Regions from separate parts of the Homo sapiens genome. Here all the other regions are linked to region 2. The links are chromatin contacts, found by Hi-C or POLR2A ChIA-PET in ENCODE. All regions are on one chromosome and are shown on one strand. The core of a region is the stretch at or near the end of the contact, and the rest is flanking DNA. Distances in the headings are between cores, read along the strand shown.

Region 1 (4,041 bases), core at 1,510-4,009, 1.1 Mb before region 2:
TCAGAGGCAGACCTGAGACAGATAGTTCTCCTTGCAATCTCTCTTTACAGGATGGATTTCATTTTTTGAATTTGCCTTTCCATTGAGGTAGACCCTGGCTTTGTATGGGGAATCTCCATTCTATTCCTTACTTTCTGAAGGTCTAAGGACTTGTCTATCAGGCAAAAGATCTTAAAGCCAAAAAGTGTAGGTTACTGAGACTGACAACTGTCCCCACTAAGGCAATGCTTCAGCTTGTTTTTGTCTTCTGAGGATTTCTCTTACTTTCTTACAAGCTTAGTTCTGCATTTCAAGATATGTTTTACATATTTTACCCAGTATTTTAGAGGTATTTAGCAAAAAGCCTTTAAGGATATCAAGTCCATCATGTGGTTAGAAACTGATGTATACAGTCACATACTTGAAATAATAGTTCAGCAAGTTTAGCTCTATGGTGATCATGATATTCCCTCAGTATTCTGAAGATATTATTCCTTTGTCTTCCAGAAACTCCAGTTGTTGATAAGTTGTTTGTAGTTAATCTGTTTTTCATGAGTGGTAGCTTTTAAGATTTTCTTATCGTCCCTGATTTTCTGTAGTTTCACTATTTCATATCTATGTAGGGATTTATTTTCATTTGTTTCTCTTGATACTAGGAGTGGATATTTTTTCCTAAGTTTTAGTAAACAGTTTACTTCATATCTTCATTCTCTGACGTTACTTCCATATTTCTTAATTTTCTTCCCTTTCCCCAAATCATCAACTATTTTTCTTTTATCTTAGAAACTGAACTGTCATTTGCTACAATTGCTTTGGGACCTCAAGCTCCAAATAACCACAAGTGCAGCTCCATTCACCACCTCATGTTTCCATTCCTTTCCTAGCCCAGGTAGTTGTTTTCTTACTTGTGTCTTTGATAGGCCCCCTTTTATACTGCATCTACCATTGATCTGTATTTGGAACAGAATATGATGTTACAACACCATCTTAATTGGAAGTCTATCAATTACTTAGACTATAATTGATAATATCTAAATTCCAGAAGTTTTGAATGTGAGTGAAGTCACCGAAAGTAGATACATGGGTCATATTTGGATGACAATTGGACTACATAGCTAAATAATCAGAAGGTTTCTGTTTCATGATTAAAACAATTCAGCTTAAATTTGTAAGTTTATTGATGTGACTTCAGGATGATCATCTTTTGAGCAAGTGTATAGCTAGATAAATCAATTATAGTCACAAGGAACTGGAGATGGAGCTGTTTTTATTTAAGAAATGGGCAACAATTTCTTATTCACAGACAATGAACTCAATAAAGAATTGTTTTTTATATCAAGAAATAGGTAACAAGCTGGTACAGAAACACATCACTATTGCCTCTTGCTTTCCTCCTTTCTTCCCTAGCAGTGTTGAATCCTGTTAGAGAAGAAGGCTCTCCTCAGACTAGCAGGACCATTATGTAACCCAGCATGCTTCTACAAGCTGCTGGCTCTCTCCTGGAAAAAGCAAACTCCATAAATAGCAGGCACTCAGCAGTTATAGGATAGATCAGGGGGAGTAACCCCATAAAAGCAAATAAACATCCAACACCCCACCTTGGAGAGCCCAGGCTAATACATCAAATACATTTGCCTTTGGGTAAATAAAGATCCACTGGCTGTTCAACCCAATCTCAGTGGTAAGTTTCACCCTGGGGTAATATTTTACTGCTATTGCCCTTGGAGTCAGTAAATATTTGTATGGAAAATATTATGCAACACACTGTTCCTGTTATTCCTACACCACTAGTTTCTAGAACCTAAAACATTTTTGTAAACTTACCTTTATTTTGGCATCAAATCTTTGTCTCTGCTGGTTTTTTTCCAATATAACTCTCAACCTTTGAAAAGTTTATTAAATTTGCAACTTTGAAATGAGGAATAGTATTTCCTTTCACATAAAAACAGACTCTTAATTTTGCAAAGTGGCCAAGACATGTTGTCTGCTCTATTATTCCTAGCTTGGAAGCTCTGTGGGCAAGAGATTGCTGAGGAAGAGAATGTGTAAGAACTCTTGCTGAGGCACAGTGATGAGAGAAAGGGGATACAGTACACAGGCTGATGCATGAATAAACCAGTAAGCTTTCTTCAGTAAATTTAAGAAACAATTTCTAGATTTGTTGCTAAATCTTGTTCTGGTTTGGTGGGCAATGGAAGAGCACTGACTAAACTCAACCCTGCCTTGACCTCCTGGGCAGGTCAAACCAAGGCTGTCATCCTTAGAACTAAAACCCCAAGCACGTCACACTACTCAGGTATGGACATAAGGATTGTTACAAAAGGACTAGACATAATTTGAAGACATGAGTGAAAAATGCAACCTGAAAGCACTACTCAAAAATGAAAGACTGGAGCTTAGGGGACCTCGGTGATCATAAAGTCCAACACCTTTCTTCATTATTCATATTAAGAAACAGGGTCCAGAGAGCTAAGGAACTCACCTGAAATTCCTTGAGAGACGTGGAACTGAGGCTTTATCCCATGTCCCTGATCCATTTCCAATTTTCTTTTGACTTTTGAGAGTTCCTTGCTATCAAGTGTCTCAGGTAAGGATCCTATCTCACATTCTGTTGAACTTCATTTTACCAGTGAGAAGTGAGCCAATGATTACTTTTATGGGAGAGAATTAACTAATGTCATAGTAGCGAAGGTCTCTAAGAGGCAGAGGGCATAGTGTGTGCAAAGGTCCAAATGGCATGAATGAGCAGGAGTGTGGGTCATGGTGCATAATTTACTGTGGCTGCTGAGCAAGTTCCTTAGGGTGAGTCTGAGTGTGTGTGTGTGTGTGTGTCTGTCTCTGTCTCTCTGTCTCTCTCTGTCTCTCTGTGTGTGTGTGTGTCTGTCTCTGTCTCTCTGTCTCTCTCTGTCTCTCTCTGTGTGTGTGTGTGTGTGTGGTAGAGGTGACAGGAGATGTGGTTTAAGAGTTGGATCCAGGGTCACAAAGGCATTTATATGCTGTTATAGGTTGAATTGCCTTCCCACAAAAGATGTGGAAGTTATAACCCCCAGTACTTGTGACTGTGACCTTATTCGGAAATAAGTTCTTTGCAGATGATCAAGAGGAGGTCATTAGAGTAGGCCCTACTCCAATATAAGTGATGTCCTTATGAAAAGGAGAAGTGTGGACACAAAGACACAGAGAAGGAAAACAATATGAAATCACAGGGACAATGCCATTCACAAGCCAAAGAATGCCAGAGGTTACCTGCCAGGAGAAAGCCATGGAACCAAGGCTCTCTCACAGCTCTAAGAAAGAATCAACGCCGCGGACACCTTAATTTTGGACTTCTGGTCTCCAGATCTGGGAGATGATAAATTTCTGTTCTTTAAGCCACTCTGTTTCTGGTGCTTTGTTATGGCAGCCCCGGCAAAAGAAACACATGCCAAAGTAGAGAATGTGGGTTTTAATCCATAGATAAAGGAGTGTTGTTGAAGGTTTCATGCAGAGGCACACACAGTCATTTTGCAACTTAGAAAGATAAAGATCTTTCATAGTCGTGTGTGCACATGGATCAGAGCAGGAAACAGGAGAGTCAAGAGTTCATTTAGAAACTTGTGAAACAGTTCAGGTAAAACATATCTGAATTAAGGCAGTGGCAGTTACACATGATTAGGACAAATTCATCAAGTACTGAAAAGTAAATGGTCAAGAATCTCAAGTTCATATTATCAGAGAACAAAAACCATAAAAGGCCACTTTATGTGATTCCACTCAAAAAAGAAACTCAGGTTTCATGATAAAGTGGGGGAAAATGTTTGATTTAGTCTTGAAAATTTAAATTAAAAATTATAAAATCAAGTTATCTTATCTTGAACATAATTGTGGTTGTAATGCCAACTTTATGCACTAATTCTTAGAATGGCAGAGAATGAATTGTAAATTGTTTCATATTTTGGCTTTCTTTTCTGAAAAAATTATATGATGACACATTATGGCTACCTTCACTTCCAGAGCAAGAGTGGAACAGTTATTTTCACAAAAATAAAACTGAGAGTTTCATCAGTGTTCTTAGGGCCTCTC
Region 2 (4,301 bases), core at 439-2,938:
CTATAACAGAATACCATTGAGTGGGTGGCTTGTAAACAACAAACATTTATTTCTCATGGTTCTGGAGGCTGGAAAGTCCAAGATTAAAGCACCAGCAGATTCAGTGTCTGGTAAGGAAGGGCTGCTTCTTGGTTCGTAGATACCTGTATTCTTACTGCATCTTCACATGGAAGAGCTCTCTGGGACCCCCAATGTAATGGCACTAATTTTATTCATGAGGGCTTGCCTTCATGACCTAATCACCTCCCAAAGGCCACATTTCCAAATACCATCACATTGGGGATTTGGTTTCAACATGGGAATTTTAGGGGAATATAAACTGTCTATAGCATATGTATATATATGTATGATGGTTAATTTTAATGTGTCAACTTGATTGGGTCACCAGGTGTTTAGTCAGACATTATTCTGGGTGTGTGTGTGTGATGGTGTTTCTGGATGAGATTAACCTTTGAGTTAGTAGACTGAGTAAAACTGGTTGCCCTCCCTCATGTGAGTGGGCCTCATCCAATCGATTGAAGGTCTGAATAGAACAAAAGCTTGAATAAGAGGGAATTCTTCCTGCCTAACTGCCTTCAAGTGGGAATATGGGTTTTTTTCCTGCCTTCCAACTCAAATGGAAACATTGGCTCTCCAGGGTCTTGAGCCTGCTGGCCTTTGGACTAGAACCACACCATTGGCTCTCCTGGATCTTCCGCTTACTAACTGCAGATCTTGGGACTTTTTGGTCTTCATAATTACATGAGTCAATTCCTTATGATAAATCTGTTTCCATATATGTATACATTCTATTGGTTCTGTTTCTCTGGACAACTCTGACTATTACACTGTGTGTGTGTGTGTGTGTGTGTGCGTGCGTGCATGTGAGAGAGAGAGAGGAGAGAGAGATTATACTGTTATGCTGGTCTGTGGGCTCAGCATCAAAGTAGGAATTTTGCAACACACCCACAGTTAACACTCACTTTTTTCCTCAACACCTAGACTCTTTCAACTTCTTAACAGAGTCAGAATTTTGGAAGAAAAGAACATTAACACTAAATTGTCATTTTATAAATTATTAAACTAAAGCTTAGAGAAATAGTCAATCATAGTCCATAAGGAATGTATTGGCTGGATAGTCCCATTTCTATGCCATACCATGGCAAGTAAAAAAAAAAAATAATAATGTTTGCTTAAGGCTTATATGGGAAGTGTGTCCTGTGCTTTGATTAGAAAAGTGCCCCCAAAATGTTTTTTAACCTTGTATGGTTCATGAGCACCTCTGAGAATCTATTGAAACCTGTGAGTTCTCTTCCCGGAAGTGATTCTATAAGGACACAGACATAATTTTGCATATAATTTTAGAAACTCATTCACTTAAAAAAAAAAAAAAGGAATCTTCTTCCTGGTCTTGCCGTGACAGTCCCCAGCCCTCTCCACATGACCAGCCATCTGAGACCCATGGTAGAGCCACAAGTCTAAAACCCCTCACAGCACAGAAAGTAACTCAGAGCACGGCATGTGACCTCTCCTGGTGACACTTGAGTAGTAAGAAGTGGCAACTCAGCCACAGCAGGTCTATATTTGGACCTTCACTCATGGCAGGCCTGTTGCTATTTGTGGCTGCAGCCAGCTCATGTTACCATCCAGCTTTGGTGCCCCACTTGCAGAACTCTGGTGTAAAATAGGCAGGGGTAGCCTGTGGGGCATGCAGAGGTCACTAGGAAGGAAAGCCTGCTGAACACAGATTCAATTTTCTAGCAGAACTCCAGGTCCTCTGAGTTAAAGGAAGCATTTATGGACGCTTAGCAGGCAAGTTTTGGGGTAGTCATATTCTTCCAATGCAAATTGTATTATTAGAAACTCAATGCTGCAATATTAATGCAATATCTTTCCTGTAGGTGGGAAGAGATATCATGGTAAATTGCAGATGTTTAAATTACAATAAATAGTGTAAATGTTTTCTGTGCCTTCTTAAAGCAAGAATTCGCATTAACTGAACATGATGTTGGGACAGGATGTGAGAGGCTCTGATGAAGGCAGACAGGGGCTGGTGATTCTTATAATGTGTCTTTAGGATATCTGTAGTGCTGGGACCCATTAGTTAGAACCATTTGGTAGAACAGTTTGGAAATATAGATGTTGAATATCATCTGGCTATACTATTGTGTTGTAAATACATTTTATTTAATCTGTGTGTACATGCTGAAAAATAATAACTTCATGCATTGATTCAAATACTAAAAAACAGCATCGTAATTATTTTTCACTTGTTATGCATACAGCCTCCTCCTATAGAAAGTTTTCAGGTTCGGGCAGTGTCTGCAAAGCTGATTTGAATCATTTCATATCACTGTAACACTTTAAGGCAAGCTTTCTTTCACTGCTGTGGCTCAGGAATTGCCAAGGGCTGCATGGAAGAGCTAAAATTATAGGCAAAGTTATGTTCCTGCCCTTATGGAATCACTTCTGGGAAGAGAATTCACAGGTTTCAGTAGATTCAGTAGATATGCCCATGATCCATAAAAGGTTAATAAACAAGCCAAGTGAGGTGGCAGATTGCATGAGCCCAGGAGTTCAAGACCAGTCTGGGCAACATAGCAAGAACCTGTCTCTAAAAAAAAAAAAAAAAAAAAATTATTGGGGGACTTTTCTAAGTAATGCACAGGGATACACCTCCCATATAAGCCTTAGACAAACATCTTTTTTATTTTTTTTAACTGCTTCCCTTGGCATAGAGGAAAGGGTATCCAGCAAAGACATTCATAATGGACTATGACTAATTGCTTTACTTCTCTAAGCTTTAGTTTCACCATTTATAAAATGACAGTTTATTGTCAACTTTCCTTTCTCCCCAAATCCTGATTTTGTTAAGAAAGAGTCTAGGTGTTGAGGGGAAAAGTGACTGTTAACTGTAGGGTGTGTTGCAAAATTCCTACTTTGACACTGAGCCAGTTTGTGTTGAGACCACTTTGTGTTGTGTGTTCGAAGGGCAAGTGCCAGCTTGAAAGCATGTGTTCTTATCTGTATTTGCACTAAGTGTTTTCCAGTCTTCTGACAGTTCAACTTGGTGTTTCACATTCCAGCTTCTGGTTGAAATAATTTCTCATGATGATTTATTGGTCATACAGAATCCTGGCTATTTCCCTTTGGGTAGCACATGGGAATGTAAGCATTATTTTAGTGAACTGCTCCTCTGTCTGTAGATGGTGTGATTTAATGGAAACCTGGGTTTGAATCCAAGCTCTTCACCTGACTGGTTGTGTGTCAGGTGAAAAGCTTGGATTCAAGCACAGGGCTAAATACAGAGTAGCCCAGATACATTTTTGTAAAAGAAAATTGGCTATAAGCAAGTCCTTTATCCTCACAAGATCTCAGTTTTGCCATCCTAAAATCAGGAATTTTTTTTAAACATCCATGACCTGCTGAATAAAATCAGGAAATTGAATTAGATGCTCTCCAAGGGACCTCCATCCCTAGAATACCATATCTCTGCCTGGGCCCCCTGGGAGAGGAATGATCTCATAGCTGATGTCTGTGCGTGGTTATGAGGCTGTTCTGCTTGGTGCCTTCTTTCATCATCGGCTGTTTTCAAGGGACAAATATTCCCACAGTAGCCATGGATGATTCCACACTGCTGTGGTCACTCTCCATGAGTGACTAGGTAGAAGGCTTCTAGCCCAGGTGGGAGATACTAAGGTAGGAATCATGATAATGATAGTAAGAACAACAACAATAACAGCAGCTAACACTTACTGAGGACTTACTTTAAGCTATGTACTATGCATAAAGTACATTATGTTATTTCATCTAAATGCCAACCTTATGAGGTAGACACTGTTAATAGAGCTGTTTTATAGTCCATTAAAGTTAGGCCTAGAGAGATGATTTTCCTGAAGTCATACTTCCAGGATGTGGCAGAAACAATGCAAACACAGGACTCTCTGAATCCAGAGGGCAGTGATCTTGGGGAGCAGGGAGAGGGGACAGGAAAAGGGATATTACTTAGAGATTCAAGAGGTAGAGTCAGAATCAGCATGAATTAGTTATTAATTAGATTGGGGGTGTCAAGGATGAGCTTCTGGTCTCTGGTTTGGTGCTGGAGGGGGTGGATGTCATGCTCTCATTCATGGATAGTAGCAATGCAGTGGACTTCATGGAGGGCCATGTTGGATGAGTATGGGGTTTAAGAAGCAGTGGTGAGATAGGGAAGAGTGGGAGCTCTCAGCAGGCAGGACAGTCTGAGCCAGGGCCTAGGGTGAGTCTCACATGGAAGACCCTGAGCGCGGCCAGAAGGAACAGAGGGTTACCGCTAGGGAAGG
Region 3 (4,071 bases), core at 190-2,689, 1.5 Mb after region 2:
AACCAGAGGCTCTTGGAGGTTAGATGAGTTGCCCAAATTAACCATAAGCAAGCAGCAGACTGGACACATGCCAGGCATTCTGCTGCTGGGCCTGGCTCTCTTCTCTCTGCCCTATGCCTGTGCCCCTGGATCTCCACGGCCTAGGGTGTCTTCGTCTTTCTGCTGCTCTAAACCTTACCTGTCCTTTCTGGCCTGGCTCCCTTATCTGAGCAGCTGGAACTCCAGCTCCCTCACTCTCAAGGCCCTCACCTCTGTGGCCTCTCTGTGTGTGTCCCATGTCTCTGGGAGAATGCACATTCCTTAAGCCCAGGGCTACAGCATTTGCCCACAACCTGACGCCCTACTCCACTGATTTTCTGCCGTAGTCCTAAAAGCAGCAGGAGGAAATGACAAATTAATTGGGACCTCTTTCTTTTCTTGTATTGTCCAGAGATTTAGGCCAATTATTTGTTTGCCTTAATTAAGAAGTTTGCTTGTCTCTGATTGTGTTTAGCTCCAGTGTGCAATCCACAGAATGGGGCTGGGTTTGAATTCCACCACACCATTATATATTGATTTCCCTCATTACTCCACTCTGTCCAAGTGTCACTGGGAGTTTGGGAGTCAGTGAGTTCAAAGCACAGGCTTTGCTGGATTTAAATCTTAGCTTCTTTACTTAGTAGCTTCACCATTGGGAAACTTATTTGTCCTTTCTAAGCCTCAGTTTCCTCATCTGTGAGTTGGGGGGGAAATATCACACTGATTTCAGGAGGCTGCACAACAACTAAATGCAGTTGTGTGGGTCACATCTTTGAAAAACATGCCTGGTGCATATTAAGATTAAATAATTCTTTGTGGTGATTATTCCAGGTTCCCCAGAGCTCTCACCAACAGCAGGGATTCAACCCCCAAGTCTAGCTCCAGCCTGGGTTCCTGTTATAGTTGCTATCAGCCCTAAGTCTAACTTGCCTACTGGGCATCTTTACCTGGACACCCCGTGGTACCTCCACCTCACTATGTCCCACAGTAAGATCATGCTCTTCTCTCCCTCCCAAGCCTGCTACCTTTTCCTCTTCTCTCTTCTGGTGGAAGACCATTGCTCAGTCTTCCAATCTAAAAATATTCGAGATATCTTCGGTTCCTCCCTCTCTTACCCCAGAGCCACTTGCCCAGCAGCTCTTGTTGAGTCTTCCCAAGCATTGCCTCATGTTGCCTGATATGGTTTGTCTGTGTCCCTACCCAAATCTTATCTTGAGTTTTAGCTCCCATAATTCCCACATGTTGTGGGAGGGACCTGGTGGGAGATAATTGAGTCATAGGGGCAGTTTCCCCCATTCTGTTCTCATGATAGTGAATAAGTCTCACAAGATCTGACGATTTTATAAGGGGTTTCCCCTTTCACTTGGCTCTTATTCTCTCTTGTCTGCCATCATGTAAGACATGCCTTTCACCTTCTGCTGTGATTGTGAGGCCTCCCCAGCCACATGGAACTGTAAGTCTATTAAATCTCTTTTTCTTTATAAACTACCCAGTCTCAGGTATGTGTCTATCAACAGCGGGAGAACAGACTAATACATTGCCCCTTCTCTTTTCTCTTCTCATGGCTGCTGTGTAGTTCAGGCTCTCACCATCAGCTTCCTTCCTCTTACAAACCCCACACTCCACCCACTCTATCCTGTCTTCTACAGTGCAATCAAAGGTTTAAAAATTAAAATATGAACATGCTCCTTCTACAGCTACAGACCTCCCATAGCTCCTCACTATGTAGAATAAAATGCAAACTCTTTAGTATCCTGTTGAAAGCCCTCTGCAGTGTAACCCCAATGCCCTGCCAACATCTGTTCTCAGTCACTCTTACCTAGTACCCTACATTCCAGCCCCACAGAACCCACTCCTCTCCTTCCATGTCAGGTCCCTTTTTGACTCTGTGACATTGAATTTTGTGTTCCCACCTCCTGGAATGATCTTCCTTATATTCTCTGCCTGGAGAAAACTAACCTCTGGTATTTTTTTACTTTATCAACCATTCCCTGCTATATTCCTGTATTCTCATAGGACTTACCATCTCTGTTTTGCAATTATTTGTATGTCAGGCTCTTTATTGATACTGTGAGCTTCTGCAGGGCAGGACTGTGTGCTATGAACTTGCCTCTGTATCTTCAGTACCTACCTCCAGACATTCCCACAGTGGGTACCTACTAGACGCATAAATGAATAAATTTCTTGGTCTACTAGCTGGGACCCTGGGTCTCTACTTTCCTGCCCCAGAGCTTATAACTCAGCTGTAAGAGCTTCCCTAAGTTAATGTCAATTGCCTCTGATATCTAGGAGTTTGTTAGTGGACCTCTGCTGCAGACAATTCTTACTACAGAAACTTGGAAGGGATTCTTGGGAATTCAGGTACAAACCCAGCCAGCAACATCTCTGTTTTCATCTATTTCTTGTTCCAATTTTGGTACTGAACGAGTGAGCCTGAGAAGAAGAGGATAACCCAGTGGGTGTTACCTGTGGGTCTGGATGTCGGCTAACAATGATGGGGACTGGACCGGGATCACAGTGACTCAGGATCGTGTAGACTTCATTGAGCGTCAGGCAGTGCACAGGGGAATCACTGATTTCCACAATCTCGTCCCCACACCTGTGCAAGCATCAATAAGAAGCCATCAGTAAGTGAATCAATGAGACATTTGAACAGTCACTGCCCCAGGGGCCCACTCCTGGCTGGGCTGTTTGATGAGATATAAAAATCACATGAATAAGTAGACCCCACTAGCCACCAGACCAAAACTCAGAACAGGGCAGACCAAAGTAGCATATCCCATACCCCCTTACCGTACAACCACAAAGCAGCAGACATTTCCTATTTACAGTGGGTCAACATTAACAAAAGTTCATCTGTAACTTTCCTCCTTCTTTTCACATTTAACTATGCCCATTAAAGACTGAGGGTGTGGGTTAGCCAATTCAACTAAATAACAATTAACCAGGATTTAATCCACCACATCCTCTCCTTGGGCCTCTGTGTTCCCATAAGTAGACTAGTTAGAAGGAAGGATTGGATCTAACATAGCACACACAGGATGTTGAATATCGGACCTAACATCCTACATGTGCTAAAAGGCAGAGAAAAAATAACTCAACAGGAGAGCAGTTGAGATTCTTGCAAAAAGAAATAAGGAGAAAAGGTGATGGCATTCATTCTAGTTGTGAGGTGGGAAGGGAGTTAATAGCAACCTAAACCTTAAAAAAAAAAAAGGTAGGAAACACGGGGTCACATAGATACATGGAAGATTTGTATAATCCAGTCCCCTTCCCGACCTAGATAGGGAAATTGAGTTGCAGAGGTTGAATAGATTTCCCTGATCTAGGTCTGCTCAGGAATTGACAAACTTTTTCTGCAAAGGGCCAGAGAGTAAATATTTTTGGTGTTGCATGCTTTGCCATACTGTCTTTATCGAAACTATTCAACTCTGCTGTTATATTAATAGCATGACAGCTGTGGCCATAGACGAGGCATAAACAAATGAGCATGGCTTTGTTCCAATATAATTTTATTAAAACAACAACAACAACAAAACCAAAACAGTGATAGGCCCCAGTTTGCAGACCCCTGGCCTAGTTGGTCATCAGCAGGTCCAGGATTGGAACTCTAGCCTCCTGAGGCTGATTTCCCTGTGTCCCCTGCTGTGTTCTGTGACTTCCTTCTGCTGAGTTCATCCTCCTTCACCCTTGCTTCCTTTTTACTGCTGTAACTGAAGGCCATGGTTGTATAGCACCAGATGCTAAGGAAAGCAGAAGCTTCCAGAACAATCCCTACTCCACTGCAGATCTAAGAAGGAGGTACTCTCTGTCCGAGGGTACTAGGACCAAGACAACCACATGGAACCTGCAGTATGTGCCACAAACCAGCAGAGCAGCTCAGCAAATCACCTGCCACCCTCCCGCAGATAACAGCAAATCCCTTTCTAATTCAGAAGCTCCAGAGAGACAGCATCATAAGCAGGGATGGCTTTTCCATACACTGCAATTGTAGGAAACCCTTTAAAAGGATGGCAAAACTCTCCTGATTTAGGAAAACCCAAAACCAGTGAG

The links. Hi-C counts contacts between places; a loop is a spot of excess contacts on that map. ChIA-PET counts read pairs that join two places held with the same protein, here RNA polymerase II (POLR2A). Pooled maps may share reads with other maps.
Region 1: a loop to region 2 is called in a map with no recorded cell type, with 7 times the contacts of the local background. The contact joins the enhancer-like site here to the promoter of FSD2 in region 2. A Hi-C loop is called at or near these places in 2 of 37 single-sample maps with no recorded cell type and 7 of 50 pooled maps. POLR2A ChIA-PET finds 5 or more read pairs at or near these places in 1 of 52 experiments (B cell).
Region 3: a loop to region 2 is called in a map with no recorded cell type, with 11 times the contacts of the local background. The contact joins the enhancer-like site here to the promoter of FSD2 in region 2. A Hi-C loop is called at or near these places in 1 of 168 maps with a recorded cell type or tissue (naive thymus-derived CD4-positive, alpha-beta T cell), 7 of 37 single-sample maps with no recorded cell type and 11 of 50 pooled maps.

Annotation. Positions count from the first base shown.
Region 1 is chr15:83,928,554-83,932,594 of GRCh38, reverse strand. All of the region lies in intron 17 of ADAMTSL3 (ADAMTS like 3), which reads right to left. Among named protein-coding and RNA genes, the nearest start is that of ADAMTSL3, 280 kb to the right of the region's middle. RefSeq lists an enhancer at 4,037-4,041. Within about 2 kb of position 2,759, at least 2 of the 41 ENCODE cell types and tissues checked have a DNase peak (open chromatin) inside an H3K27ac peak, as active enhancers do.
Region 2 is chr15:82,803,456-82,807,756 of GRCh38, reverse strand. FSD2 (fibronectin type III and SPRY domain containing 2) reads left to right here and starts at 1,688. Exons shown (of 13, transcript NM_001007122.4): 1 at 1,688-1,791. RefSeq lists an enhancer at 1,305-1,404.
Region 3 is chr15:81,284,244-81,288,314 of GRCh38, reverse strand. IL16 (interleukin 16) reads right to left here. Exons shown (of 19, transcript NM_172217.5): 10 at 2,485-2,617. Among named protein-coding and RNA genes, the nearest start is that of STARD5, 38 kb to the left of the region's middle. RefSeq lists an enhancer at 1,458-1,537. Within about 2 kb of position 1,439, at least 6 of the 41 ENCODE cell types and tissues checked have a DNase peak (open chromatin) inside an H3K27ac peak, as active enhancers do.